Regions from separate parts of the Homo sapiens genome. Here region 1 is linked to region 2. A link is an interaction called in ENCODE POLR2A ChIA-PET data of the cell type or tissue named here. Cell type or tissue: MCF 10A. All regions are shown on one strand. Links, peaks and the distances in the headings refer to the core of each region. The heading gives the core; the rest is flanking DNA.

The links. Peaks named below come from ENCODE experiments on the same cell type or tissue, not always from the same donor. Only the 100,000 strongest peaks of a DNase experiment are listed, where the experiment ranks them.
Region 1: POLR2A ChIA-PET joins it to region 2 with 20 read pairs; 2 of 35 experiments call an interaction of 5 or more read pairs at or near these places.

The regions. Positions count from the first base shown.
Region 1 is chr1:116,332,509-116,348,509 of GRCh38, reverse strand. It overlaps LOC105378920 (a long non-coding RNA gene), which reads left to right and starts at 12,192. Exons shown (of 5, transcript XR_001738197.2): 1 at 12,192-12,332. In MCF 10A, for the core only: no CTCF peak of the experiment used is centred there; DNase peaks (open chromatin) are centred at 7,429 and 7,819.
Region 2 is chr1:116,281,532-116,297,532 of GRCh38, reverse strand. It overlaps LOC105378920 (a long non-coding RNA gene), which reads left to right. Exons shown (of 5, transcript XR_001738197.2): 4 at 3,042-3,129. Among named protein-coding and RNA genes, the nearest start is that of ATP1A1, 84 kb to the left of the region's middle. In MCF 10A, for the core only: no CTCF peak of the experiment used is centred there; DNase peaks (open chromatin) are centred at 6,252, 7,052 and 8,142.

The sequences.
Region 1 (16,001 bases), core at 3,656-11,655, 50 kb before region 2:
AATGTATGCGCATAACAACAGAGCCCCAAAATATATAAAGCAAAAACCAACAGAATTGAAAAGAGAAATAGGCAATCAAACAGAAATAGCTGGAAACTTTAATACTTCACTTTCAGTAATAGATAGAACAGCTAGGCAGACAATAAACAAGATACGTATGACTTTAACATTATAAACCAACTAAATGTAAGAGATTGCTGCACCAAACAAGTGCAAAATACACAGAATACACATTCTTCTCAAGAGCACATGAAATATTCTCTACGATAGACTAAATGCTGAACCATAAAACAAGCCATAATAAATTTAAAAGAACTGAGATTATACAAAGTATGTTCTCCAGCCACATGGAATAAAATTAGAGATTAATAGAAAGCTCTCTTTACATGAGCAAATATATCATCACGTAGAAGTGGATGATCATCTGTTAGGAATATCAGCCTTTGCTTTCCACATGCACACAGTTCTGCTGCTGGCTACACAGCCCTTTCATCCAAAGAAACCTCTCACTCAAAGCAGGTGTGGCCAGGATATTTCCAGCCTCAGTTAGGGCTCTAGAAACTTAATCTCACTGGAGAATTCTAGAAGATTGCATAGACTGTGCCTCAGAGTTATTTTCGCAGGAGATGGGTTATTTATAGGTTAACTCCCTGTCAATCACTGTTTGAGGTTGCTTCTAGGCATTAAGTCTCTGGAGATTCCAGCTTGTCCTGTACTTAATCCAAATCTATTCCTGAGGCCAGGACAAGGCAGGGAGTTGCAGTTGTTCACATAAGCAGACTTGGAATAGAGAGTGAATGTCAGCCGCCAGCATCTGCCACAACACCCCAGGTCTTTGTTCTGGGTATTAGGCCCATAAAAACAACTAATCAATCACTAGACTTATCTACTTGTATCTAATTAATTCCACAAATATTTATTTAATACAGAAGAAGTGTCAGGTTTTATACTAGGAGATGAGACTTTAGTGGGGAGTAAAGCAGTCTTGGTCTCTGCCTTTTACTCCCCAGAGGCATTTCAAACGAATCTGCCTAACACTGGGCCCATTGTCTCCTCCTCCAACTTATTCCTCTTTCTTTATTTTCTGTCTATGTAGATGATCACCCAGGCCCAAACTCAGAAATCTTTCTTGACTCTTTTTTAACCTCAATATCCAATCCATCACTACACTTGCCAGCGTCATCTCTTACCTCTTTGGCCCTTTCTCAGTATGTGGTGTTTTAAACATGTATTATTTGTTCAGGTGATAATACAACTAAGCAAGAAAAGGGTTTCAATGATTTCCTTAGTGGTTGCCAAGCCGAGTTTTTGTGGCTCAGTGATTGTAGGTTTCTGCTTTGTTTTTTTCTGCAGTTAGGCTCGAAGCCTTTGAGTACAGGTGCCACACCTTACTTTTTTTCTTACCCCACAATTCTGGGCACAGAGCATTGTGCTTTCCTTAAGCCACAGCATTCCTTACCCCACAGTTCTGAGCATTGGCTGAGCACCAATGTCTGAATAACATTTGCTGTGTGCTGACATACCCTCAGCAGGGCCATCTTATCCACTGGGCACAGTAGGCTTGGACCTACAATACTCTCAAGGGTGCATAAATATATTTTAGTTTCTTTGTTTTTTTTAAAATCAGGAAAAATGAATATTACATAATGAAAATAATAAATATATATATAAATGAATACAGTCTGGATTATAGTTGTCTTTATACCAGCACAGTCATAAAAAATAATTTTTAATATTTTTTCTTTCTTTTTATGGAGGAATGGGCCCATGAAGGCAAAATTGCCTAGGGTCCATGAAAGCGATAATGTAGCCCTGGCTCTCAGTTCAGCATCACCTTCTCGCCATGAAGTCAGAAGCTCTGGACTGGGTTGGGGGCTCCACTACTGTTGTACCCTTTCAGTTATGCTTGAAGAACTAAGAGAACTGTGTATTCTGCCTTGTTCTGCCTCTCTTTAAGATTCCAGGACAAATATATCCCTAAGGCCTTTTGGACTGGTTGAACTGAAGATAACTTTAAATTTAAGAGGCTCTAACTTCCAACATGGGAGATAAGATGAAAAAAGAAATCCAGACAGCCTGCTTTAATTCTATCCCAATCAAACTTTTATTTTAAAGAACTATTTAAAGGACCTGACATATGTGAAAAACAAAACTCTTTTTTTAAACCTTTAGCGATATGACAAAGCTCCTGAAATGAGACCCCCTCCTTCCTGCAGCATTAGATACCCTGTGAGTGCCAAGGTATGGGCTATGCAGGGTGGATAGCTCTGTTTTGCCTGTCCCAGGGCCATCTGTGATACAAATCGTGTGCTTCCTGGACTCCCTGCAAGCTGCAAGCTACAAGCCTTTGCCTAGCAAATCAGGTTAAGATGAACAAAGGCAGCCATGAAGGGGGATGTCTCAGAAGGGCATTGCAGGCCAAGGGGTGTGCATAATGTGTTGGGTAAGGATGGAGTGAAGCAGGTTGGGGAGGCAGAAAGATGTTGCTAGGCAACCAGCCCCGGTGCCTTTGTATATGTAGATATATTTTGTTTGAAGCAGCAGCTGGCAGCCACCACCTTTTTTTCTCTCCCTCCTCCTCCTACCCATGCCCAGAACACAGACCTGGGCTACAGCTCTCAGAGAGGTCCTGGGAGGATAAAGTTGGGAGCCTGGTTCATGCTATGGAAAAAAACATGTGTATGAAAAGGCAAATAACTTTACAAGACAGCATTGACCTGGTGAAATCTGGACATTACATTTACTAACCAAGATCTTGGGCAAGTTGATTGACTCTCTGTGACATTCAGGTTCCTTGGCTGTAAAATTGGGGACATAACTTTCTTATAGGAATATTGTAAAGATTAGAGAAAATGTATGCAGATGACCCAGGCTGGTATCTGGGACATAGAGGATGCCCAATAATCTGTAACAGAGTGGTAAGAGTGTGTGCTCAGGCACCAGGTTTCTTTCATCCTCATCTCAGCTCTGCCTCTTAACTGCAGTGTGGGGATAATGATAGTACTTACCTAACAGGGTTATTTTGAAGAGGAAATGCATTAATAATGCAAAATGCTTAGAATAGTGCCTGGCACATAGTAAGCACTCAATACATGTTAATGATTATTTATGATATCATGTGTAGCATGTCTGCGTGCATCTGCAGAACAGGTGAGTGGGTGCTAGAGCTGCTGATGTGCATGAGCTCATTTTTAAAGGGCTTTCCATTTTGACTGGCCAAGACAGGGTAGAAACTTGTGACTTTGGTGCTGTGTTGATTGAGCAAGGACTTTTGTGGAATCTGGATTCTTCAGTGAACCTTGGGCAAGTTACCTAAACCTTTATTTATAAGAGACCTCTTTGTAAACTGGGTATAATAAGGGCACTTACTTTGGCTGTTAAATAAACAGATTAAATAAAGTGACTTGTAAGGTGCTTAACATAATTCCTGGCCCAGAGAAAGCAGTCAAGACCTGGTGGCTGATACCATTTCTGGAAATAAACAAAGAAGAGAGATTGGTAGCAGCATGGGGGTCTGTGTCCATTCCAACTAAGCCACATCAGGAAGGGCAACAGGTGGAAATGGAAGAAGCTCTGTCTTTTGGATGAGGATAAAGGAGCTGAGCAGAAGCAAAGCTGCTTCAGCCTCCAGGTGCCCAAAAGTGACCTGGACTAGGAGAAATGTCCTTTTTTTTCTGCATGGATGACCACATCTGTCCACTCTGCAACTGGAAGGTTGAAGGCTCAGGGCATCACGCCCTGGCATTCTCACAGTGAGAGGGGGGTACATGGATGGGGGCAAAGTATCCCAAGAGGAGGCCCTCAGTGAGGAGGGCTTAGTAGAAGTTGATGGTGATGGGGTCTACAAAGTAAGGTGGGAACCAAAGTCGTAAACGTTCTAAATATAGTGACTACTATTAGGGCTCCATCTGGTGAAACCTGAGGCCATCTGGGTAACATGTGCTTAGTTTTATACTCTAGGAGTTAAGAGGAAGAAACCTCACCAAGAACTAGGGCAATTTTGCATAAGCTCAGGAATCAATTTGAACTTTATTAAAGAATGAACTCAAACACATGGAGAAGAAATGGCAAGAAAGTACAGATAAGGGAAGTCTAAGCGAAGGTCCAATTGGAGGAATGAGCTGGAATGATGAGCTTAAATCTTTTGGAGTAGAGCGGCTTTGCGGAAAACTTCAAATCCTCAGCTAGAAAGTTTGAACATGCTCCAGAGACAAGGGCGTATGTTAAATATTTTTGAGCAAAAGGATGACAGAAAAGAAGTCCTGGTTCAGGAGAATATGGGGGAAATCATGCGATGTGGCACTGGAAGGCCTGGGTTTCAATCTTGACTCTTCCTTGCCTTGTGACCATGGACAAACCATGAACTCTTCTGAGACATACAATGAGGATAATAGTCCATTTTTCCAGGCTAGTGTTAGGATTCAAGGTGTCATGGGAAAGCAGCCTGTCGACTGTAGACTTCCGGACCTATCTTCTGTCCTTTTTTATTTCTTGACTCAGCTTCATGAGGTGTGTCTTTCTCTGGGCTTCCCTAGCACCTTTACAGAGTGGTGCCAATTAGCTGCTGTGGTATGCCAAAACCAGCTATCCCTTAAACTATCTTGAACAATAAGGAAATTAATAGGCTCCTATAACCAGAAGTCTATAGGTAGAGTAGACTTCAGGATTGGCTTCAGCCAGGGGCCAGAGGCCCAGGTCCCTGCAATACTCTTGGCTGTGTACTCTTTTGTGTATTGGCTCCACCCTCAAGCTGGGTTTGACATGGCTGCAGCAGTGCTAGGACTGAAATCTGTGCATCAGAACATCTGGAGAAAGAGAAACAGGGTGACTTCCAGTAGCATACCCTGAAGAGTAAGGAAGGTTTTCTCAGAAATCCCAGTGAAACCTCTTTTGACAGCTCTATTTCCCAAAGTGATCACATACCTATTCCTGAACCAATCATCAGCAAGGTAATGAGTTACCTTTGGATCAATGGTTCCCAACGGGGGATGTTTTTGCTTCCTGCCTCTATTTGCCCCGAACCTGGTATATTTGGCAATATCTGGAGACAGTTTGTTTTTCACAGCAGGGGAACAGAGAAAAGGTATGTCACTAGCTCTAGAGGATAGGGGCCGGGGACACTTCTAAGCATCCTACAGTGCACTGTACAGGACATCCCTCCACAACAAAGAATTATCCAGGTCAAAATATCAATAGTGCCAAAGCTGAGAAGCCCTGTTTTGGACTAATTAGTCCTGCACTCATATGGGAGTACAGCTCGTGGCCATGAATATATGAGTGAGGAGCAGCTACCTGAGCAAAATCGAAACTTGCCTAGGAGAGTGGCACTAGATTCTGAAACATCAACCAACAATGTACACTGCAACTTTGCTCCATCGTAGCCATTTATCTCCTTGTATGGCCACTGCTTATTCATCCCTTTTATTAGCTTTCTACTACTGTGTAATAAATTGCCACAAACTTCATGCTGTGAAACAACACAGAGTTACTATCCCACAATTTCTGTAGGTTAGAAGTCTGGGCATAGTGTGGCTGGATGCTCTGCTAGCATCTTGCTAGACTGAAATCAAGGTGTTGGCTGGGGATGCAGTTCTCATCTGAGGCTTGTGGTCTTCTTACATGCTCATTCTTTTATTTTTTGAGTCAAGATCTCACTCTGTCACCCAGGCTGGAGTGCAGTAGTGTGGTCATGGTTCACTGCAGCCTTGACCTCCTGGGCTCAAGTGATCCTCCCACCTCAGCCTCCCGAGTAGCTGGGACCACAGGGATGTGCCACTACACCCAGCTAATTTCTTTTTTTTTTTTTTTTTGTCTTTTAGAGATGAGGTCTAGGCTGGTCTCAAACTTTGGGATCAAGCAGTTATGCTGCGTCAGCCTCCCAAAGTGCTGGGATTACAGGTGTGAGCCATCACACCTGGCCCAGGCTCATTCTTGTTATTGGCAGAATTTATTTCTTGTGGTGATAGGACTGAGGTCTCTGTTTCCTTGTAAGCTATCAACTGGGGCCACTCTCAGCTCCTGCAGTGCCTGCATTCCTTACCCCATGGCTCCCTCCATCTTCAAGCCAGCAATGATGCATTGAATCCTTCTCATGCTATGAACCTCTGACTTTCTCAACTGTTGCCAGAAAACTCTGCTTTTAAAGAGTTCATGTGATAAGGTTAGGTCCATCCAGATAATCTCCTTATTTCAAGGTCAACTAACCTGGAACCCCATTCCATTGACAAAATTATTCACAGCAGCACTAATATTTGTGTTTGGCTGAATAAGTGGGAGAAAATATATGTACACCAAGGCTGAGAATCTTGAAAGGCCATCTGAGAATTCTGCCTACCACATCCTCTATACTTCTTGTCTTAGCCCATTCAGACTGCTATAACAGGCTATTTTAGACTGGATAATTTATAAACAACAGAAATTTATTTGCATAGTTCCGGAAGCTGGGAAGTCCGAGTCAAGACACCAGTAGATTCGGTGTCTGGCGAGTGCCTGCTCTCTGCTTTATAGATGGCACCTTCTCCCTGAGTCTTTACATGGCAGAAGGGATGAGTGAGCTCCCTTAGGCCTCTTTTAGATGGGCACTGATCCCATTTGTGAGGGTGGAGCTCTCACAACCTAATCACCTCCTGAAGGCCCTATCTCTTAATACTATTGCATTGGGGGTTTAACATGAATTTCGGGGAACTCATTCAGACCATAGCGTCCTTATTCCCCAGACTCTAACCCTCAGGGTCTGTGTCCCAGTCATCTTTGTGTCCCTAGATTCCAGAATAGTAACTGGCTCACTTTTTTTTCCTGATAAATATTGCTTGAATGCATACAAAAATAATAAAACAAACTCATTTTTTTTTGATAAAATTACTAGATTGGTCACAAAGAGGACTGTTATAAGCAGAGGATGGTAGAATCTTGGTGTTAGAAGGTACATATGGTCATAGAGGAACCTCTCAGTCATTCTAGGAAGCCACATATTTAGTGTGGGGTTCATCACAACTAGATATCCCTGATTCTAAGCACTATATTCATCACAACGCAGACTAAAGTTTTGCATTGCCTTTTTGGCAGGCTTGGCGAACTGCTGACATATTAAATTTTTGGTTAACTTCAAGCTTTTCTGCATCAACTAGGTCTCTCCCATTTTGTACAGGATTTTATGCTGCTTCTTACTCATTTTCAGGGGTTCTGACCTATAATTTCAGCCTGTTGGAGACCTTTGGAGGGATTCTGATTTTATTGTTCAGCTTCTTTACTTTCCTGACTATATAATACTTGAAAATCTAATGAGTGCATTTTCTTTGTCTTTGTCCAAATAGTTTATAAAAATTTTCAATGAAACAAGGCCAAATTCAAAGCCCTGAGGTATATTATCTCTTTCAAGCTGACAACAATGAGTCAATCAACACTCTTTGCATAGATTGCTCAACCTATGATGAATCGACTCTTACTTGTATTTCTCCAACATACCTACAGGCATATTATGAAAGCCTTAATCAAATGCTTGGCTGAACCTAAGGTATACAGTATAACACTGTGTTATACTCCCAGTTAGATGACACATATCTTTTGCAATCAGGTGCATTCACATGTCAGGATAGTTTCTTCCAAATGCTCAGTTATACCCTACCTTTGAGTACTTCATATTGTTTTAGTGCAGAGGCATAGGTATCCTTTAACCCTCAGTTTTTATTTGTTGCCTTCTAACATTTTCTAAGTAACAGATGATTCTAGTAGCCTTTATTGTTGATGTGTGAGCTGGCAAGCATTTCTACTTTGTCTGCATGGCTTATGGGAAATTCCACTTAGGAGAAGAGATGCCTGTCCTGACTTGTGAGGATTAAAGGTGGGGCTGCAGGGTAGGTGTGAATGACGTGACCCCCTATTGAAGGGATTCTCATTGAGGCACCTGGTTATTCCCTATGTTTTTCTCTTTGGTCAATTATTTACACTTGTACTTTTCCCTACCCTCCATCATCACACTATAGGAAAATCAAAATACCCTTGTTCATGGAGAAAGGTTGGAGCTACACAAACTGGAGTTCCTTATTAGTCCATAAGGTTTTCTTTTGATGAAAGATTGAATGCTCTAGGACCCCTAAACGAATCAGTGATACTGTATGGATAGAGTTGTTTTTAGAACATCTGCGAACTTCAAAAGGGAGAAGAGAAAGAGAGTGGAGAAAAATTTAGTTGTAGCATCTTTGAAATGGCCCTCAATGATCCCTGTCTTCTGGTATTCACACTCTTGTGTAGTCCCCTCCTGCACTTTACTAAGGCCAGCCTGTGTGACCAATAGACCATAGCAGAAGTGATGGTATGTCATTTCCAAGATTAGGTGATAGAAATCATCGCAGCTTCCATCTTGATTGCTCTACCTCTTTTTTTGACCAGTCACTCTAAAGGAAGGCAGCTGCCTTATGAGCATTCTGGAGAGAGGCCCATGTAGTGAGGAGCTAAGGCCTCTGACCACTAGCCAGCAAGAAACAGAGGCCTCATGCTAACAGCTGTGTGAGGAACTTGGTGGTGGATCTTCCAATCTGGTCCAGCCTTCAGATGACTGCAGCCTCGGCCAACATTTTGACTGAACCTCATAAGAAACCCTGACCCGAGCACCCCACTAAGTCACTCTTGGTGTCCTGACCCCCAGAAATGACATGAGATAATATATTTCTATTGTTGTGGCTGGTAAATCCTGAGATAATTGGTTACACAGTAAAATATCATATATACTAGGAGATGCTGAATGAGATGGTTGGATTTCCTAAAGGGAAGTGAATAAAATGCTAAGGTCCCAGAAAACAGTGAAAGACTAGTGAATTTCTAAACTCAGAACACTGAAGGACAATGTTATCAAACTTACATAGATAGGTCTTTTACCATTTTTCAAAAGTGTCAAAAATAATACTGTTCTTTGTAAAAAATACACACACAGATATATAAGATAGAAAGAGCAAGTACCTTTCTTCTCTTCTGGTCTGACTACTCAGAAGCAACTGCTCTATTACTTTGGGTTTTATCCTTCCAGATCTTTTCCCCATCAATTATAATCACACACACACACACAATTATAAAATTTGACGTGTGGGTGTGCTGTTTGACAATTTTTTTTCATTTAACAATATATCATAACTCCTTCCCATGCCAGTAGACTTGACTCCAATGTAATTGTTTTAAAGGTACATTATATCTCATACTGTGGTGCTCCATAATTTATTTATATATTACCTTACCTGTAATAATTCATAATGTTTTACTAATTAATATATTTATTTGCCATTATACACAATGCACAGTCAAGCATCTTTGAGCACATGTACAAATATTTCTTTAGGATAAATTCCTAAAAGTGGAATTGAGGGTGAGAGGTGTGTAGATTTAAAATTTTGATAGATACAAGGTGGGCAGATCACGTGAGGTCAGGAGTTCAAGACCAGCCTGGCCAACATGGCAAAACCCCATCTCTACTAAAAATACAAAAATTATCTGGGCATGGTGGCGGATGCCTGTAATTCCAGCTATCCAGGAGGCTGAGGCAGGAGAATCGCTTTAACCCGGGAGGCGGAGGTTGCAGTGAGCTGAGATTGCACCATTGCACTCTAGCCTGGGTGATAGAGCAAGACTCTGTCTCAAAATAATAATAATAAAATAAAATTTTGATAGGTAATGACTAATTGCCCTTCACAAATGTTCTGATTTGTCTTCCCAGCAACATTCTCATATCCTGACACCAGATAGTAAGAATTTTAAATTGCTGATTTGATGGGCAAAGATTTTCAATTTGTCTATATTTGCGTATTTTTGATTTCTGATGAGCAATCTACAGATATTTGAATTATTCTCCTATAAGTAGTATGTCAACTTTCTGGCTACTTTCCAAAGTTTTGTTCATCCTAGTTTCTAGCATTTGGATTACAGCATGACTGGGCATAATTTTTTGGGTTTATCCTGTTTGTAGCTCACTGAGCTTCTTGAATCCATAGGTTTATGTCTTTTGCCAGATTTGGGAAGTTTTTAGCCATGATTTTTCCAGTATTTTTCCTCTGCTCTGGGACCCTAATGACACAACTGTTCGAGATTTTGATATTGATTCACTCACTGGTCCCTGAGGATTTGTTCATTTTTTTTCCCCCAATTCTATTTTTCTTTGTTGTTTATATTGGATAATTTCTACTGGTTAATCTAGTAAGTTTAAAAATTTTAGGTTTTATGTTTTTAGTTCTAAAATGTACATTTGGATCTTCTTTATACCTTCTGCTTCTCTACTGAGACTTTCTATCTTTCCATTAATCTCAAGAGTCCTCTTCCTTACTTCTTAGATTTTTTTTATAATAGCCCCTTTAAAGTCTGTCAGAAAATTCCCACATCTGCATCACCTCAGCATTGGCATCTGTTGGTTGTCTTTTTTCATGTGGGTTGAGATTTGATGGTTCATTTTATTTTGAGGGCTGTAGGCAGAATAAAGTCTCATCAAAGATGTCCATGTCTTACTTCCTCAAACCTGTGAATATGCTATGTTACATGACATAAAGGATTTCAGGTTGCAACGCATTAAGGTTGCAAATGCAATTATGGTTGCTTGTCTACCGACCTTGAGGAGAGGAGAGTATACTGGATTATCCAGGTAGGCCAAATATAATCACAAGCATCCTTAAACGCAGAAAACATTTCCTGGCTGTGTTTAGAAAGGGTTGTGACAGCAGAAGAAAGATCAGAGAGATGTTACATTGCTGACTTTGAAGACGAAGAAAGGGGTCCATAAGCCAAGGAATGTGGGCAGCCCCTAGAAGCAGAAAAGGGAAGGGACAGATTCTCCCTGAGTGCCTCCAGAGGGAACCTGCCCTGCTGACACCTGAACTTAGTCCAGTGAGACTGATTTTGGACTTTCGACCAGCAGAACTTTAACATTTAAAACGCTGTGTTGTTTGAAGCCACTAACTGGCTTAAAACGTAAACGACCACTAAGTTTGTGGTCATTTGTTTCAGCAATAGAAAACTAACGTGCCGAGTAACTTTGCATTGTATCCTGGCTGTTATGTTATGAGACTATTGGTTTTGTTTATGTACTTTGTGACTATTGATATTAATGTTTTAACAAGCAATTCAACCTAGGTGGATTCAGGTGGAACATTTTGCCAGCCTTCTGTGGGTTGTAGTTCAATGTCAATTCTGTTGTTCAAGCCTTTGTAGCTACTCAGATCTTTCTCCTGTTTTTGCCAAAGTCATTCCTCATAGCCTTTGGTGTGCTGTTTAGGATCAGATCGACACATACCCAGTACAGGATTGAGCCCAGGAGTTTATAAACAACTGTATGTGGCCACTTTCCTGAGTTATTCCCTTTTTGGGTTCTCGCTAGTACCTTTCAGTTCTCTGTGGCTCCTCTTTAATATCCTCTGGCCAGGAAGCCAGTGCTCTGTTTACCCTGCTGGGCTGCATGCTTCCTATGAACGTGGCCACATTTGGGCCAAGTAGTACGAGAACAAAGAGAGAGGGAAAAGAAAGGAATGGGGGTTCCCCATCCCCTTGACACCAGAGCTCCTCCAATCAGAGTGGAACGGTTCTCTGTGGGACCCCACCACTGCTGCTGTCACTGCCACTGCTGTGGGTGCCACAGGATTGCCTGGGGTGGAGTGTGAAAGAATGAAGAAGAGAAAGAAAAGACGGAAAGATGGGATTTCCCCCACACTCACTCAGCATTACCTGCACCTTGAGCCAGAACAAGATGGCACCCTTTCTATCCACACCTGGTGCTCACTTCTGAATTTTGGGCTACCGCAAACCCAGGCTAGGGGCTACGGAGCAGAAAGGGAACACTCACTGTTGATTCACTGACAGTTTGAGTTCTGGTCTTCTTTCTTAATCCATCTGCTACCATTTACTTTTCAGAGTCCTCAGATAGGCACGCCATGTGTTCTGTTCAGATTTTATTGTTGCAATGAGGGTGGAATGTGCTTGCCCCTGCCTCTCCTCTTAGTGGCTGCTAACACATTTTCCCTTAGGGGTTCTGTTCTATCAGGGCAGGCTGTGTCATGGCCTCACCACAGCTCCCTCTTTTCTTGCTGCCCTTAAATGAACTTAAACAGGCCACAGCCCAACATAAATCAATCGTGACAGAGCAGCACTCTTTATCAGTGCCACTTACCTGTTCCTGCCTACCTTGTGTTCTAGGACTTTTATTGGAAAAGCCACATAGAGGTCAAACTCTGTCTAGCTATCCGTCTATAAAGAAATCCAGACAGCGTAATGCAGCATTTTATGAACAACAAGTGGATCTTCTGGGAATGACAGAATCCTCCCTACGAATTAGAAGCATGGAAGGATTCGTTACACTTTAACATGTAAGCATGTTACCTACAACAAACTGTTGCCTTTCTAATATAAACTAGTTCCTCCTCACTGAAGAGTGGTGGAAATCTTTTGATGGTGTGGCTAAGAGAATGGAGTTTGCTCAGGTGTGAGCTTGTCCTCTTGTTCACGTCTCCGTGTGTGCCTGAACTTTGAGAAAGCGTTCTTATACGAGGAGGTTCCTTATTGTTTTTTGGGAACGCTGTAAGTCACTGCTCATGTTCAAAGTCCATCTATTGTATTGCAAGGACAGCTTTTCATCTTTTCCTTTATACTCTCAGAAGTGCTGATCCTTATTTTACATATTTTTCCCTTAATGTTTTTCCCTGTTTGCTTAATATTGCTGCTTGGTTTCCTAACCTGAGCAGTGTGTTGTCTGACCATCTGCCTCTGTTTTCTGCCCTTTTGTTTATGATTGGTCTATGCCAAAAATAATGGGTTTTTAAACTCCTTTTATTAAGAAAAACAGATAACCCTCATTGGGCAGAGAAAAAGGAGGCCAGGATGCTTCTGTGCTACCAGTAAACATTCCTGCTTAATTATTTCTTACCCAATTGTCATGTAGGCCAGTGCTTATCAAACATTAATATGCATATGGAATCATCTGAGGATTTTATTAAAATGCACTCTGATTTAGTTAGTCTGGGTTGGGAACTGAAGGTCTGCATTTCAGATACACTCACCCGTGATATTGATGCTGCTAAGCCTGCTGTCAGCACATTCAGGAGCTAGGACAGAGGCTATACAAGAGCATTTATCATTTGTATTTTAAGAGCTTTACTGATAGTGGCAGTGGTTTAAAAGAGAATACAAAAAACAAACCTGGGAATGTTACGTTGTTTAAGAAATGTTACTAAGCTCTTCTGATCATTGTCTCAGGTTGGTTCCCTGGGAAGCTTACTCTGAGATGGAGATTAGCACGTGGGGACGTATTAGGTAGAGTTCTTCTCTGTGAAAGAGGCAGAGGAAGCCGTGGAACTGTGATGCAGTCTCTGAAGGAGGGATGCCGCCTTAGAGTTTTCCTGAGCTCAGGGGAAGAGGGCTGAGCCTTTATAACAAACTCTGCCCAGTCATTGGATGCAGGCTGCCCCAGGAAGGGGCTGTGACCTTGAGCAAGGGGACTCTCATCACTGAGGCACTTCCTGTCCAGAGCAGGCAGCTACGACTGTTAGTAACAGGGCTTTCAGTACCAGAGGGACCATGTGGTGAAACATCCTGGCACACACGCAGTGTGGACCCCGGTCTTTCCTCTAGCAGATGAGCTAGTTTGAGCCCTCCTCTTCATTCTTATGCTGAAATTAACACCCTCAAACATAATTCCTTCTCACTACCTGGGCCTGAAAAGCCAACTGCAGTTGTCAACTAGCGTCAGTTCAAGCCCCTTGGTGGATACATTTTTTAAAATTTCTAGGCTAGATTTTTCAACATTGGGAAGATTCCTTTTAACATTTCTTCATAGCTTCCTTCTAAATCAGAGGTTCTGATGGTCATAAGAAAATCTCTATCTGAGACTGAGGGAGTGATTTGAAGCCTAAAAAGAAATGGTCTCTCTTCCTTGCAGAGAACAAAGGCCTTGAGTTATACATAGGCTGAATTAAAAAGAGAAGCGTTAGGACTGAAAAAGTCCATTTGTAGAGGAGTGAGGACAGAAAGAGCATAGGACAGGCTGTTTAATGATTTAAACTTATGCCTTATTGCATAATGTGAACTTTAACCTCTGCTAAGTATAGTTTGTGCCCTGAGAATCCTTCACACTTTAGTAAAAATAGTTGCACACTTGAATGGTGCCTGTGTGTGATGACTGCAGGGAAAAGGGCTGGGAGGTGCTGGGAGAGGAAGGAAGAGAAGCCAGGAACCCCTGGGGCAGGGTATCTTGAGTCATCTTGCCATTTAAATGCTCTAGGCAGCAATGGAGGGAGTTGTCCAACAGAAACAGCAGCAGGAGGCAGCTGGAGGCAGCTGGATGGTGGCCTGGAAGTTCCCTAGGCAACTGTGTAATGAAGCTGTGGGCTGCACCAAAGTACACCACTGCCTCCATACACCTTGCTTCTGTTGGTACCTCCTACTGGAGCTGAACTGTGACATGTAGGGGACAAAGCTTCCTGCGCAAGGTAGATTCTTGCAGCCCGAACATTGGGAAATCTAGTCCTCCAGTGTGAGAAATGTAGTCATTGAAGAGTGTGGGTCATGGAAAAGAGCCAGATACCAGGGAGCGGGAGCTCACTCAGGGCCTGGGCAGGAGCTCTACACAAAGGAAAGCACAAGAGCAGAGGGCCACACATGCCCTACAGTGGACTGGAGACCCCCTTGACTGGGAGGGATCCCTGTGTCACCACTGGACACAGACTGATGCCCGAGATCAGGGCCAGGGTTGGGAATTCTGAGTTCAACTCCGATGCATGGGCTAAAGAAAATACAAGAGGAATAAAGAAAAAGCAAATCTGGTTTTGCTTTTTTCACTGGGGTGACTGTAGGCACCAAAGGCATCAATTGTTGCTATTTACTTACTCCAGCTCCATGCCCTGATCCCTGTGGCACCAGAATTTTCCATATGCTTTCTGTACAGAGATGAGAATGGAAATGGTATCTGATGCCCCTGGGAAGGACTGTGTTGACTTATTTGTGCAATCATCTGAGGCATTTTATGAGGGCTAGGTTGTCAGAGAATCATGTCATGCAGGTAGAAGTAACGCAAGGTATGTCTGACAGAGAGCAGAGATGTCTCTGCCAGCCTTCACCCTATTCCCTAAGAGATTCTTCTGATGGCTTGATGCACATAGGAAAAACTTTATACAAATGAAGGCACACAGAAACTTCTCAACCGAACAAAATGATGCAAAACATTGAACAGATAGAACCACATCCTGGGGGATTATGGGTGCCCAGCCATTGATTTACATGAATATTTATTCCAGCAAGAAGGGAGAGAGCAGAAGCCAGGAAGGATTCAGTTGTATGGATCCTGTACTAAACACTTTTTCACAAATACCATAATTATCTTTCCTTTTATTCTTCCTTCACTAGATGACTTCAGGCTACTTCTTTGCTATTGCCACCTAAATGTAGGAAGAAGAGTTAAACTTATTGAGAAACTGCTATATACTTCATATGCTAATCTACAATAACCCAATGGGATAAAAAAATTTTTTAAAAACACATGAAGGAAACTCAGAGAGAATAGGTGTATGTGTCAGGGTTGGGGATTTTAAGCCCAGTTCTGATACCAAAACCTTGCTCTTATCAAACCCAGTTCTGATACCAAAACCTTGCTTTTATCAAACCCAGTTCTGATACCTAAACCTTGAGATAAGGTGATTCTCAACCCTATCTGCCTATGCACATCACCAAAGGAAGCTTGGAAAACACCAGTGCTCTGGACCCACCCCAGGCCAAATAAATAAAAAACTCTGGCTATGTAGGTTGGCACTGTACTGTAAAAATACCTCTCTGAATGATTCTAATGGATCCAGGCTTGAGAATCACGAGGCTCACTATACTTCCTCCTTCCCATTACCGGCAGGAGAAGCCCTGTGTTCCAGCCATCTGCACACTCTTTGGCTTTTCAGAAACATCCCAATCCTTCCAGCTTGTCCACAGAGCCCCAACAAATGAAAGACACATTTGAAGGTCTAAAGGTCATTCTCTTTATAACAAATGTGTGC
Region 2 (16,001 bases), core at 3,028-11,027:
TCCGCGCTGCCCTTATGAGCTGTAACACTCACCGTGAAGGTCTGCAGCTTCACCTCTGAAGCCAGCAAGACCACAAACTCACTGGAAAGAACAAACAACTCTGGATGTACTGCCTTTAAGAGCTGTAACACTCACTGCAGAGGTCTGCAGCTTCACTCCTGAAATCAGCAAGACCACGAACCCACCAGAAGGAAGAAACTCTGGACACATGTGAGTATCTGAAGGAACAAACTCCGGACACGCCATCTTTAAGAACTGCAACACTCACCACGAGGGTCAGCGGCTTCATTCTTGAAGTCAGCGAGACCAGGAACCCACCAATTCTGGACACAATATGGATGAATCTCAGAAACATGATGTTCAGCAAAAGAAGCCAGACATATAGGGCGCTTGCTGTACAAATTTTATTTACAAAAACAGGTGAAAGTGGTAGTGACCAGAAGTTGGCATGAGGGGGCTTTTGGGTGCTGGCCGTGTTCGTTTGAGTTCTGTTCACGTAAGTGTGGAGTTTCAGCAGGCTATACTGTATATGTGCTTTTATAAAATGTGCATCGTACTTTAATAAAATGTTTTTTCTATTTTAATTTTTTTGAATTCAGACTTTTGCTGTTATCTAACAAAGCGTATTGATTTTATATGTAGAATCCAAAAGGTGTTAATGTAGGTGTGGTTATAACAGTGCCAAATAATTCTGATTGTCACCTTTTGGCACCAATATGTAATCCAGTGCTTACCCAGGACTGGTGGTGAAAGTGGACTGTCCGAGGCACAGCCAGGAGTGCGTTGTCTGTGGGAATTTTTTTTTTGGGTGAAGTGTCATTTTGTTGTCTAAGCTGATGTGATATCTGCTCACTGCAACCTCCACCTCCTGGATTCAAGCGATTCTCCTGCCTCAGCCTCGTGAGTAGCTGGAACTACAGGCACGCGCCACCATGCCTGGCTAATTTTTTTTTTTTTTTTGAGACAGTGTCTTGCTCTGTAACCCAGGCTGGAGTGCAGTGGCGTGATCTTGGCTCACTGCAACCTCTGCCTCCCAGGTTCTAAGCCATTCTCCTGCCTCAGCTTCCTGAGTAGCTGGGACTACAGGCGCATGCCACCTCACCTGGCTAATTTTTTGTATTTTTAGTAGAGACGGGGTTTCACTATGTTGGCCAGGCTGGTCTTGAACTTCTGACCTCGTGATCCACCCGCCTCAGCCTTTGGAAGTGCTGGGGTTACAGGCATGAGCCACCGTGCCAGGCTGTGTGCAGTGAATTTAAAACAATAATAAAATGGACTAAGAGTGAGTTTGCTTTTTAATTATTACTATGCACTGGCAATTCTTAACAATATCAGTGATAAAATACACCCCTCTCCCCAGTAAATAATTTGCTAATCTAAGTTCTAAACAACTGCTGTGACTACTGTTGAGCTGAACTGGCTGTTCCCACTGCCCTGCCCTTAGTAGGCCAACGACGGGAGTAGTAGCTGTCATTATAGGTGTAGGTATTTGTAGGTATGTGCATTGTATCAGAGACTGAACTTGGTCCTTTTTGTACATAAGTTTCATTTTTCCTAAGATATCTCTGTCACCCAGGCAGGAGTGCAGTGACACAATCATGGTTCACTACAGCCTTGCCTCCACCTCGCTGGGTTCAAGACATCCTTCCACTTCAGCCTCCAGACTAGCTGGGACTACAGGCTCCCGCCACCAAGCCCAGCTAAGTTGTGCATTTTTTGTGGAGACAGGGGTTTCATTCACCATGTTGCCCAGGCTGGTCTCAAACTCCTGGGCTCAGGAGATCACCTGCCTCTGCCTCCCAAACTGCTGGGATTACAGGTGTGAGCCACTATGCCTGGGCAGTATATAAGTCTTTCTTACACCTCAGAGCTGTATGCATTAGGTATTATCATTCCCATTTTACAGACGAGAAAATTGAGGGTTGTAGAAGTTAAGGGACTTGCTCAAATTCACTCAGCTAGTAAAGATAAGAGGGAGGGAGGATGTATCTAAGTCTCCTGAGTCAAAGCCCACTTTTCCACTGGGCTTTTTAGTCCCTGGGTACCAACTGCCACACAGAAGGCCCTTGATATGTATTCGCTGAATAAAAGGGTAAGTGGATGAAAACTTGATCGTTTTTTAAATTAGTTACTTTTTTATTTTTTAAAATGTCAATTTTTATTTTAGATTTGGGGTACATGTGCAGGTTTGTTACATGCATATAACAAACTCATTAAAAGATGTAGTTGCACTATTGATAGTAAGTATAAATTGGAGACAACCCAAATACCTATTGATAGTTGAATGGAGGAATAGGTTGTGGTTTTGTCACACAATGGAATACCTCAATGTGTGATGCTGAGGTTTGGGAAACGATTGATCCCGTCACCCAGGTACTGAGCATAGTGCCCAATAGTTAGTATATGAACCCTTGGCCCCACTCTCTCCCTCCCTTTTTAGTAGTCCGTAGTGTCTATTGTTGATATCTCTATGTCCATGAGTGCTGCAGGTTTAGCTCCCACTTGTAAGTAAGAGCATGTAGTATTTGATTTTCAATTCCTGCATTAATTCGCTTAGGATAATGGTCTCCAGCTGCATCCATATTGCTGTAAAGGATATGACTTCATTGTTTTTGTGGCTGCATAGTATTCCTATGGTGCATATGTACCACATATTTTTAAATCCAGTCCACCATTGATGGGCACCTGGTTGATTCCATGTTTTGGCTATTGTGAATATGGCTGCAATGAACATATGAGTATATGTGTCTTTTTGGTAGAACAATTTATTTTCTTTTGGGTATATACCTAGTAATAGGGTTGTGGGTTGAATGGTAATTCCGTTTTTAGCTCTTTGAGAAATCTCCAAACTGCTTTCCACAGTGGCTAAAATAATTTACACTCCCACCAACAGTGTGTAAGCATTCCCGTTTCTCTGCAGCCTCACCAGCATCTTTTGTTTTTTGGCTTTTTGATAGTAGCCATTCTGACTGGTGTGAGATGGTATCTCATTGTGGTACTGAATTGCATTTCTCTAATGTTGATCATTATTTTATTTCAAGGAGGAGGTTCCATATGAATATAACTTCTTGCCTAAGTTGGTTTAGGTAAGAAGACTCTTCATGTGCCTGTTTCCTTCAAATTTTAAGGGTAAGTCTCTTGAAAAGTATAGTTATTTATCTGCTTATGTTTCATATATGTAATCTACATCTCACAAATATTTTAAGTAGTTTTTATGACTCTCATCTTACAGATGAGGGAACTTTGGCTTGAGCACTCAAGTAATGAAGCAATGGTCATGCAGCTAGTATGAGTGTAGGAATTAAGAGTGGTTACTAAAATGAACTTTGAGGTCTAGAAGACCAGTGTTGGCTTTACCTCTTAGCAATGTGACTTCAAAAATATTAGTGACATTTTTTGAATCTCAGGCTTATAAATCAAACAGGACTTCTATAAATAGGAATTATACTAGTGTTTTCCTAAGAGGCTGCAAACTCAAATGCCTGCAGGAGCCAGGAGTAGGGAGCTCTGCAATGTTGGTCAATCACTTGGCTCTTGCCTGGTACAATACTGAGGGAGGCAGTGCTGGGAATGGAGGCTGGGTTGGACTTCACTTTTCAGGCCTGTGCTCATTCATTCCAGCATTCTCTCAGTCAGTATTTCTGAAGCACACAGGATGTTTAATATGGGTCTAAGCTCTGGAAATGCAAATTTGAATAAGGCTTACACCTTTTCTGCTTTTGAGGGAAACAAACTTGGAGACAACCAGTGAAAACATAGATTATATCTTTAAGTTCTGGGAATCTCATCACAGCAATTCTAAGACTAAAGAGGCTGTGGACAGCTCTTGGAGCACATCTTCTATTTTTTAGTAGGACAATACCAAAATGATTCCAGCCTGGCAAAGAACTCTGTTTCAGTAAAGCCCTGGAGAAAGTGCATTTTATCATATTCCTCTGGAATTCACTGGGCACTTACAGACACTCAAGGCTGGGAGTCAAGTCATTGAGTCAGTCAACAAACCTGTAAGCACAGTGCTGCTCACCCGCAATAGGCTCTTTGGGCCTGATGAAGCATGGGACAGCAATGGATGTGGGCCCAGTCCTGTCCTCTAGAGGTTCACAGCCTAAGACAGGCAAGCACATTCAGATAGACACCTACAGACCAGAATAATAACATCAACCAAGCAGCACACTCCTGGGGTCTCTGCACACCACACAGTATCTCTCATACCTCCTAGATCCCCCCTCATCCACCCACTTTTGTCTCTCCTGTGCGCGCTCACCTCTGCCCTCATTCACTCTCTTTCCTGGAAAACCCAGGCCAGGAGCCTTCTCATCCACTGTTCAAAATGGACCTATGTATACCAATATGTTTATCTTTGGGCTTCCTGAACAAATACTTCAGTCTATTCGTGGACACACACCTCATTCAGCTCTTATCACTGCAGATCGCTGATGTGGGCCTCCAGCTGCTTGTTTATGTGTGTTCTTGGTTGTTTGAGGGTCACTTGTGTTTATCTGTGTGGATGGGAGCAGAACAAGATATGTGAGTAGTTGTGAGTAAGATCCATCTTAGGCCAGACATGGTGGCTCAGGCCTGTAATTGAAACACTTTGGAAGGCTGAGGTGGGAGGATCAACATGATGCTGGGAGTTGGAGATTCACCTGGGCAACATAGCAAGAGCCTGTCTCTAAAATAAATAAATAAGTAAATAAATAAATAAATGAATGACTCATCTAGTTTCAGAAAGGACTCCAGTGGCCTATTTGGATAATAAAAAAATAAAGCAGTATAAGTTTAAAGTAGTGAGAAAAGAATAAGAAAATTAGAGGTCAGGGCTAAGCGGAACAGGAGTCAGGCAAAAAGAAAACCTGCATTCCTTAGTGACCTCTCACTCACTGGGTGAATAATGTGTGCATATGAATGTGTGGGTTTTAAGCTAAGAGTATTCCAGATACTTGTACATCTATTTCTTGTCCTCCCAGGGTTGACTGAGTTCTCTGTCCCAGTTCCCCTCAGTCTTACTTGGTGGGGGACGAAGCGGGAGAGATTCATTCCTCTCCCTTCCCAGCAATCTTATCGTCTCCTTCCTCACTCCACCAACTGGTCATTTTTGCTGTTTTGGCTTTTTGTTCAGGTGTGTTTTGGGAGTCGAGACTGAAAGATTAGCCAGGGTAGAGGAGGGAGAAAATACTACCTCTCTTCTCATCTGCCCAGGAAAGCCTAAGGGAAGAGGAGGTATTGCAGGAGATGGTGGGAAAATGGAAGAAGGATGCTTGGCAGAAGGCAGGAGCAGAGGGTCACTCTAGTGACTTGGAAGAAGTGTTGGAGGTGAGCATGGGATAGGAAAGATCAAATCATTGGAGGAAAGATGAGAGAGACCTTTGGAACAGAGAAAAGCTCCAGGCCATAGCCCAGAATGCCAGTAGGGAGCCTGAGGTGGGCTCCACAAGGAGGGCTGCTGGTGGGTGTGCCCTTGTTGGCTCCAGGGTGAGGACACCAAGGGAAGGCAGGGAGGAAGAGCTCCATTCCATGAAGAATGAGGCCAGTGTCTTGGCTGAGGCAGTGATGGGGGAGGCTGACCAGATTTGGATCAGAAATTACTTTACTTAAGCTAAGCAGAGCCAAACATCCAGATTCATGGGTATAGTTATTCCATAGCAGCCTGGCGATAGCCAGGGCCCTGGAAGATGAAGAGACCAGTTCTGAAGTCCTGGACTGTGTTATCTACAGAAAGACTCTGTTGATTTCTTGAGGTTTTGTGCAAAATAATACAATGAAACCTCAATAGAACCTTGCGATTCCATCCATTAGTGTTGTTAACTAAACCCATTAGAATTGCATAGGGGCCTTCCACTTCCTGAGGAAAAGCCACCTTCTTGTTGAAGGATAATGAGGCCCATGGCCCTACCTGTATTGAGATGGTCCAAAGGTGACCAAGAGTGAATAGAGTTGAGGGAAGGAGCCAATCCTTGCCCGAAGTCTCCCTTGTCTCTCTTTACTGGAAAAATACCATCTACTTTGTTATTGCATTGCAGGAAACTCAGGACTTATTAGAGGGTCACCCATGAGTTTGGCTAGTTCACTGTAATAGCATAAGATACTTCTAAGTTTAATTGCTTGAGAGAAAAGCATGTGTTCTGTGTGAGGCCGGAAAGGGTCATGGAAGGAGAATAAGATGGATTATGAGTTCATGCATGAGCATGGAAGCTGGAACCACTCCAGACCTTCTCACTCAAAGCTCCTTCTATGTTCCCACCACCTGCCAAGCTCCCATACTTTTCAAGGATTTTTCCTCATATGATCTGGAATGGGTCTACGGTTGTTTATGGAAGCCTTTGGATCAAGTGTTGTGCCTTTTACAAGGGTGTAGCAACTGTTTCAGTTTCAAGTGGGACACACAAATTTTGTCACTGTTTTGGAATGTGCTTGGTGGGAGGTGGCAATCAGGTTATTGGATGATAGCTGATGTTTATGGATTGAAGGTTAGAGGAGAGTGACCTAGGTAGGAACTTTAGAGACAGAAAACCCTGTGTTTTTCTCTGCATGTAAATTGTAATTGACTTACAGGAGAGGGATTCCAGTGTTCTGGATCCTGATATATAAGAAGATATAAACATGAATAAATAAAAATCTGGGTTATACCTCTTCAGTTTTCCTTTTTATTAAACCTCTATGTCTTGGAAGAAATACAGCAGATTCTCACACTCTGTAGATATCCATAATTAAGTTCTACATGTTGAAGATGAACAGTTCTTAATGGAATCTGTGATTTGAGGGCTCTGGGGTGGGGCTCGACACATGTGAACGAAGGAGAGGAGTGAGCTTCCAGGTGTTTTTCCTCACATGTGAAATTGCACTTGCCAGCATACTCTAAAGAATTCTGGAAATTACCACGCTTTCCTCAATGTTACTGAGAAAAATTGGTATGCTGGAAACAGGCATGCAGGGTAATTTGCAGAATCTCAGAATCAGGGAAGCTATAAACATGGGCATTTGCAGTCCTAAGTTGCAACATGTTTCTGACTCAGTCTCCTGCCAGTGTGGATTTATACTTGCCCGTGATTTATTGTTTCTGGCTTACCCTGGGGCACTGGAGGGTTTGGAGACTTCTGCCAGAACACCTAGGATATGTAAAGAATTCCTGCCAGAAAACAATAAAAACACTACCAACCTAACACAAAGGGGCTATGCTTGCACTGTTTGAGAAAACACTACCCTCTTGGAGAACTCCATTGTCAGCTGGTGAGAGGGCAAGGTCAGTCCCTCTATGACCAGGTAGCTTCTGAGGGTTCCCATGACCTTGGGCTGTCCAGCCCTGACACCCAGACAGCTGTTTGCAGTTGGTTATCAGGGGAATATGTGAGAAAATATAGATGAATTACTAGTTTTCACTACTAGAAAACACCCGAACATCTATAACCAATGAAATCTTGCCTCTTTATACACTATCTTAAAGATAATCATATGTAAATTATCTACCTAGTAGCTTTCCACAAATTTAAATGTTGAGCTGCTTAATTACAATCTCTGAATTTGCCCTTTCTCCTGCTTCTACAGAGAGCTCTTGCATGGTGGTAGAACCGAGGACAGCCTAGACCTTCTGATTGTCAACTCCTTGTTCCATTGTGTCCAAACCTACATGTCTGAACTCCTCTCATCAAAGACTTCTCAAAGTTATTAATAACTGGGGATCACGTATTCAGTAATTACACACATCAGGCTCCATGCTTTCTGTGCAGTATGTAAATTGATTCATTGTCATACTAATTATAAATGGCTAGTATTATTGCTGCTTTACAAATGAGGCATATGACACACAGGGAGCTAAATAATTTGCCTAAGGTCACCCCACTTGTAAATGATGAAGCCAGGACTCAAGGCCAGGTCTGGCCACCCCTGAATTTAATAGCTTTATCCTCTATATCTCTGTTTTCTCCCAGACCAAGGTGTCTGTACCTCTCTGCCAACAGAGAAAAGGGTTCATTCATTCATCAAATGTTTGTTGAGCATCTATTGTGACTCAGGCAATATCCTAGATCAAGGATTGTCAAACTTTTTCTATAAAGGACAAGAGAGCAAACATTTTAGGTCTCCTGGGTCATACGGTCAGTCACTGTGATTCAACTCTGCTGTTGTAGTACAAGATTGTGAAAGCAGCCATAGATGATATGTCAATGAATGAGCATGGTTGTGTTCCAATAAAATGTCACTTGCGAAAGCAGGCTGTGGGCTGGGTTTGGGCCAAGAGTTCTATCCCTGCTCTAGGCACTGGAGTTACAATAGCAAAAAATTAAAATAAAGTAAAATAAAAACACAAAAATGCCTGCCTTTGTGGTGCTTCCATTCCAGAATGGGGAAGTAATTGTATTTCTGTCCCGTTTATCATGTAAAAATTGTCATAGGATCTTGGAGTTGCTGAGCACCTAGAGGTGATCTGTTCAGCATTTTCCTCCCAGGGCAGCTCTCCACTCAGAACTCTCTTGGCTGGTGAGGGTTCATTCTGTGTGCCCGGATCTAGTGTCACCTCACCTTCCAGGGGACCCATCCTTGTCACATAGTCCTTGCTTATCTGTCTTCCTGACAATTTAACTCACATCCTACCCTGTTTGGGCAGAGGGCCCCACATTTTAGCATATCATAATCACTTTTGGGGCTTGAAACACTTTGATGGGCTCCACTCTCGAGATTCTGATTCAATAGGTCTGGAGTGAGGCCCAAGATTTTCCCTTTCTGACAAATTCCCAGGTAATTCCAATGCTGCTGGTTCCTGGACCACACTTTGAGAACCAGTGTTCTGTAGCAGCAACAAGTGAGCCTAACAACTCCTCTTTCAGTTTTTTCAGATATTTGATCATCTGTTCTGCCTAAGTCTTCTTCCGGCAAACCTCCAAAGCCCTTTGACTTCTCTGCCTATGATAAGTAACTTAGAAATAAACTCTGCCACCACCAGTTGGGTTGAATACCTGGGATACAATGCTGGTAGCCACCAAGGTCACTGCAATTATACACAAACAATGAAAAACAGTGAAACCATGTCTCAGGGACAAAGGGGTAAGAACCAGTGCAATGCTGAGACTGTGGAAAAGAACACTGTGACAGCTGTCAGCAAAAGCATTTCAGTTCCCCTTCTGCATGTGAGTTTGGGCCAGTCATTTCCCCTCCCTGCCTGTCAGATTTCTCATCTGCAACGTGAAAGTTGTCTGAGGTCTTTCCAGCAGTGGGACTGCTGATATTCTTTAGTAGGTGGGGAAATCTAATAGACATCCCTGGTACCTCCCTCCTGGGGATATCTTAGGGGAACACTTACGCAGGTTGCTCTCCACTGCCAGCAGTATGCAAGATTTGCCTGTATGTCAACTGTACATTCAGTTCTATTTTCTCCCATGAGTTGCTTTGCACTCACTGAGTTTGTGTTCAAGCCTGATGTGTTATCATCACTGGCTTATGTCAATTAAGGTCCTTTCCTTTGTTCTAGATCTATGAGCAGAATGTTGTTTTGGGACCTCAGGTCAGCATTTTGTAAATGCACAGTGGTAACCTCCTGTTCCTGCCCCTTGGCCCTGTGAAGTAATTCTGTTGGCTTCCAGGACTTTTGCAGGGCCTAACAGTTCGGCAGCTCCAGGACCATCTAAGGTGACTTAAGACTCTTCTTCCATCCTGAGGTTCAGATCTCAGCCACAAAGAAAGAGATCCATGGTTCCTGGCACCTGGCTTCTGGAAAGTTAAACTGTCGTCTACCTCATTGTCTGATCAAGCAGCTCAGTAGCCCTTCAGTTTAAATAACAACTACAAAACAAATATCACAGAGGGCTCTTGGCAAGGTTTCTTTAGCCCAGGAAAATGTAACATTCAAATTCTGGGCAATATTGTCACGTGGGCTCAGTTTCCTTCCTGTGAAAAGCTTCCCACAACAATTCCCATAAAGAGAATTAATCTGGCATAAGGAGTTTGGACAAAGAAGGCTGCTAGGTGGGTCAGCCATCCAGCCATCCTCAAAAGTTGCGTAGCAGGAATCTGGTGAGCAACTGAGTTAGTGGCTGCTGGTAGGAAGTTCTGAGGGCATTGGAAAATAAACCTGGTGAGGGAGGAGAACGTACTGCTTAGACCAGCAGCAAATTTGATATGCTTGGTTCATGCAAGAGTTACTTATTCTTTCTAAGCCACCTATAATTATTTCCAGAAAAGGCAATAAATCTCAGTAAAGTATTCAGATTCTGGAGTCAGACCACCATGGGTTTTTAATCTTGGCCCTGTGCTTTTCTCACTGTGTGCCCTTGATCAGGTTTCTTGATCTCTTGAAGCCTTTGTTTTTTCTCTTTGTAAATGAGGAAGATAATACCTACCTTTCCAGAACTGAGGGTTATGGGAGATGATATACATGACAGTGTTCAACCTATAGATGTTAATACTATCACAACCTAGTTCTGGAATATTAGCCCAATTGCTTAATGTGCAATAAGCCTTCAATAAATGTCTTGTGATTAAGTTAGATACTATGGGTAGACATCCCAATTATTGTTTACAAAATATGTGGTAAGAAGTAAAAAATGTATTTGTTGGAGTTCTTCATTCAACAGACCCTTTTATCTCTGAGTAATCTACAGTGCTTTTAGAAGTTTAGAGACCAAGAACATGTGTGAAGTTTAGAATTCCATAAAGAACATTCATACAGAAGGAATCTCAGATGTTGTATACTGAGTCTAACCCACAGCCTACCCAAGGTCATGCAGCAGATTGCTGGCAGAGCACGGATTAGGTACCATCTGACTGGAATTGCTCCAGTGCATGTGTTTTCACTGTTGCTTTACAGACCACTTTTGGGCCACATCATTAAAACCACTCAGGCTAATGGTGCCAAAGCCACAGTGACCTTCATGCTTCAGAGGCCAGGGCCAGAACAGACACAGGAGGGAGTTGGGGGTAGGGTGGGGAGTAACTCAAGGAAGTGGAGAGGCAGTCCTGCAGGCCTTTCTCAACTCAACCCCCAGCCCCCCACACCTTATCTTTGGCCCATCCTCCTCCCATAGCAGCTGTTCATAAGTACAGATATTTGAAGACCTCAGCCTCCTTGCTCATTCAATCGTATGTCATCTGCTTTCCCTTCATGGGAGAACAACTGCCAGAAAAACACTGTAAGGGCAGCCATAAAACTTTCATTGACTCTACTATTTTTGCATCTTTGGTGTTAAAACTTTTGACTCTATCCTGATCAGCTCTCCCTCTCCCTCTCTCAGGTGGTTGCCTTCCCTGGAAATCCATCTGTTCCCAAAGATTCGCTGCAGCAGCATTTGCTAGTTCCCTTGTAACCTCCCAACACTCCCCCAGTGCCCCTCAGGCATTCCCACTGGCCTCGGGTTTCAATCATCAGGTACAACTGGATTTTGATTTGGAGACCTGGAGGCTTTCAGTTCTATAATGGGCCATAATTTTTTTCTCTCTATTTATACCACAATTTATTTTCTTCCCTTAACTCTCTTTTGCAATAAAACTAGGTCCTTGAGGGCAAGAACATAGGCTTGTTCTCTTTGTGACCCGCCACTGCCTCCTTGCCTGGAGCAGTGTCTGTCATGTAGCAAATGTCAGTACATGGGTGAATAAACCCCGGAATGGTTCTCTCTTCTAATACTTCATTCCTTTGCTAGGGCTGCTCTGGGTGGGCTTGGAAAGAGAAGCAAGGAAGGCTCAGAAATAGACTGTTCAATGTAGGGGTGCTACAATATAGGGTTTTTTTTTTTTGGTGCTGGAGTCAATTATTCCTGAAGGGTTGCTAGTGGGGAAGCAGCTCTCTTTAGTCAATACCAAGCTTTGTAAGTAGTTCCTTTTTTTTTTTTGAGACAGAATCTCTCTGTGTTGTCCCGGTTGGAGTGTAGTGGCATGATCTCAGTTCACTGCAATCTCTGCCTCCCAGGTTCAAGTGATTCTCCTACCTCCGCCTCCCAAGTATCTAGGATTACAGGTGCCCACCACCATGCCTGGCTAATTTCTGTATTTTTAGTAGACACAGGGTTTCACCATGTTGGCCAAGCTGGTCTCTAACTCCTGACCTCAAGTGATCTGCCTGCCTCAGCCTCCCAAAATGCTGGGATTACAGGCGTGAGCCACTGCGCCCAGCCAAGTAGTTTGTTTTATGTAGGAATACTAGTATCAGTCATCAAAGGGTTTAAGAAAGTGTTTTTTTCATAATTTTTCAGATAATATATTTTTTCCTCTGATCCATCTATCTAACATTTATTGAAAGCCTTTTACATAAGAAGCACCATGCTGACAGTTTAAACTGCAAAGATGAGTGAAGCACAGACCTGCGCTAAGGATCACTTACAGCTGTCACCTTCCCAATACATCAATTCAAAGACAATGGAGTGTAAGGAGAGAGAAGTGTGCAGAGTATTATGGGGACGCTGCAGTGGTCACTAGACTAGCTTGGCAGTACCGGATGGGAGTAAGACCTTAAATAACAGGGAGAGTGGAGAGAGGAGAACACTGAAAGCAGAGGAGCCAAACAGCAAGAGCGAAGGCCTGGGAAGAGGGCCATGGTGGCAGGTGCATAGGAACTGCCAGCTCATCAGCACTGCCAGGGCATGAAGTAAGAGGCAGGCGGTGGCCAGAGGAGACAGAGAGGTATACAGGGGAGATCTTGGAGAGCCTGATCAGCTACTAGACAACAAAATGCATTTGTTTATTTGTATTTTAAAATACAATCAATATAGGTATACTCCCCCACAAACAAATTTTAAGAAGAAAAATTTCAACTAAAAACCTATTAATATAAAATGAATCTAAAATTCTCTCTTTGACCACCTCCCTGTCCCCAGTTCTTTTTTTACAAAGGAAATAAAAACAACTTCTAAGTCATCTTTGCAGGAAAGAAAAATGCAATACTAGAATATTTGAATATTTATATGTATATATTTTTTATTGACACTAATGATCATGTACAATGTTTATTATTCTGCACTTTGATGTTTTAGGTGTTTTCTTTTTACCTTATGTATTAGAAGTCTTCTTAACTTATCAATAATAACCTTGAATGTAAATGAACTATATTTTCCATTTAGAAGCTAGAGACTGGCTGAATGGATAAAAACAACAAGACCCAACTATATGCTACCTCCAAGAAACTCACTTCACCTGTAAAAACACTCAGCTGAAAGTGAAAGGCTGGAAAAAAGATATTCCATGCAAATGGAAACCAAAAGTAAGCAGGAATAGCTATACTTATATTACACAAAATAGACTTCAAGTTAATAGCTGTATGAAAAGACGAAGAACATATATAATAATGAGACCAATTTAGCAAAAGAATATACAAATTATAAATATATATGCACCCAACAGAGAAGTACCCAGATACATAAAGCAAATATTAGATCTAAAGAAAGAGATAGACCCCCATTACAATAATAGTTGGGGATGTCAACACCCCACTGTCAGCATTGGACATACCATCTAGACAGAAAATCAACAAAGAAACATCAGATTCAGACCACACCATAGACCAAATGGACCTAACAGACATTTCCAGAACATTTCACCCAACAGCTGCAGAATACACATTATTTTCATCGGTACATGGAACACTCTCCAGGGCTGACCATATGGTAATACACAAAACAAGTCTCAAAAATTTTTTAAAAATCAAACTCATATCACGCATTTCATCTGACCATAATGAAGTAAAATGACGTCAATAACAAGAGGAACACTTAAAAGTATACAAATACATGGAAATTAAACAACATACTCTTGAATAACCCATGGGTGAAGGAAGAATTTAAGTATAAAATTAAAAAATTCCTTGAAACAAATGAAAATAGGAACACAGCATACCAAAATCTATGAAACATAGCAAAAGCAGTATTGAGATAAGTTTATAGCAATAAATGCCTACATCAAAAAACTAGAAAGATTTCAAATAAACAACCTAAAAACTTCAAGGAACTAGAAAAACAAGAACAAGCCAAGCCCAAAATTAGCAGAAAAAAAGAAATAATAAGGATCTTAACATTAATAACAAAATTAAGACTAAAAAAAGGACAATAAAACAAAAATGTTTTTTAAATATTAAAAAATACACAAACCGTTAGCTAGACTAATAAAGAAAAAAGAGAGAAGATCCAAATAAATACAATTAGAAACAAAGAGAGACATCACAATGGATACCAAATAAATACAAAGAATCACTAGAGACAAATATGAACAAATATACACCAATAAATTTGGAAACCTAGAGGAAATGGATAAATCCCTGCATACATATGCCCTACCAATATTGAACCAAGAAGAAATAGAAAAACTGAATAGATCAATAACAAGTAACGAGATTGAACCAGTAATGAAAAGTCTTCCAATAAAAAAGTTCAAGATTGGATGAATTCTACTGAACTTGTAAAGAAGAATTAATACTAATTCTTCTCAAGCTATTTCAAAATATTGAAGCAGAGGGAATTCTTCCTCTCTCATTCTATGAGGCCAGCATTATTCTGATGCCCAAACCAACAAGGACACAACAAAAAGAGAAAACTGCAACATCCCTGACAAACATAGACACAACAATTCTCAACAAAATACTATCAAACTAAGCCTAACAACACATCAAAAACATAATTCACCATGATTAAGTGGGATTTATCCCGGGAATGCGAGGACTGTTCAACATACACAAATCAGTAAATGTCATACATCACATCAATAAAATGAAGGACAAAAGCAATATAATCATCTCAACAGATGCAGGAAAACCTTTTGATAAAATTCAACCTCCCTTCATGATAAAAACTCTTTTTTCTTTTTCTTTCTTTTTTTGAGACAGGGTCTTGCTTTGTCACCTAGGCTTGAGTGCAGTGGCATAATCATGGCTCACTGCAGTCTCAACCTCCTGGGCTCAAGCAATCCTCCTGCCTCAGCCTTCTGAGTAGCTGAGACTACAGGTGGAAGGTACTATGCCTGGCTAATTTTTTTTTTAATTCTTTATACAGACAAGGTAAAAACTCTTAATAAATTTGGTATAGAAAAAGTACCTGAACATAATAAAGGCCATATATGAAAAACTCACAGCTAACATCTTACTGAATGAGGAAAAGCTTTCAGAATTAGAACAAAAAAAAGGATGACAATGCTCATCACTATTAGTCAACATAGTACTAGAAGCCTTAGCCAGAGCAATTAGGCAAGATAAAGAAATAAAGGACATCCAAATTGGAAAAGAGGAAGTCAAATTGTCTCTCTTTACAGATGACATGATTATATAAACCTAAAGACTCTCAAAAAAACCTCAGAACTGATAAATGAATTTAGTAAAGTTGCAGGATACAAAATTAATATACAAAAATCACTGGCATTTTTATACATGAACAATGAGCTAGCTCAAAAAGAAATCAAGAAGACAATCTCATTTATGATAGCTACAAAAAATAAAATACCTACAAATAAGTTTAACCAAGGACTTGAAAAATCTCTACAAGGAAGACATTAAAACATGGATGAAAGAAATTTAAGAAGATACGAACAATAGAAAGACATCCCATCCTCATGAATTGGAAGACTTAATATTGTTAAAATGACAATACTACCCAGACAACAGATTCAACACCATCCCTATCAAAATACCAAGGACATTGTTCACAGAAATAGAAAAAAAATTTTTTTTTTTAAATTTGCATGGAAACACAAAGGACTCGGAAAGGATAGCTAAAGCAAACCCGGGCTAAAAGAATAAAGCCAGAGGTATCACTACCAGACCTCAAAATATACTTTAGGTCAGGTGCAGTGGCTCATGCCTGTACTTTCAATACTTTGGGAGGCCAAGGCAGGGGGATCATTTGATCCTAAGAGTTTGAGACCATCCTGGGCAACATAGTGTGACCCTGTCTCTATTACAAAAAATTTTTAAATTAGTTTTTAAAAACAAAACAAAATATACTACAAAGCTGTAGTAACCAGAATAGCATAGTACTGGCACAAAAACAAGTACACAGACCAATGGAATACAGAGAATCCAGAAATTAATTTACATGTAT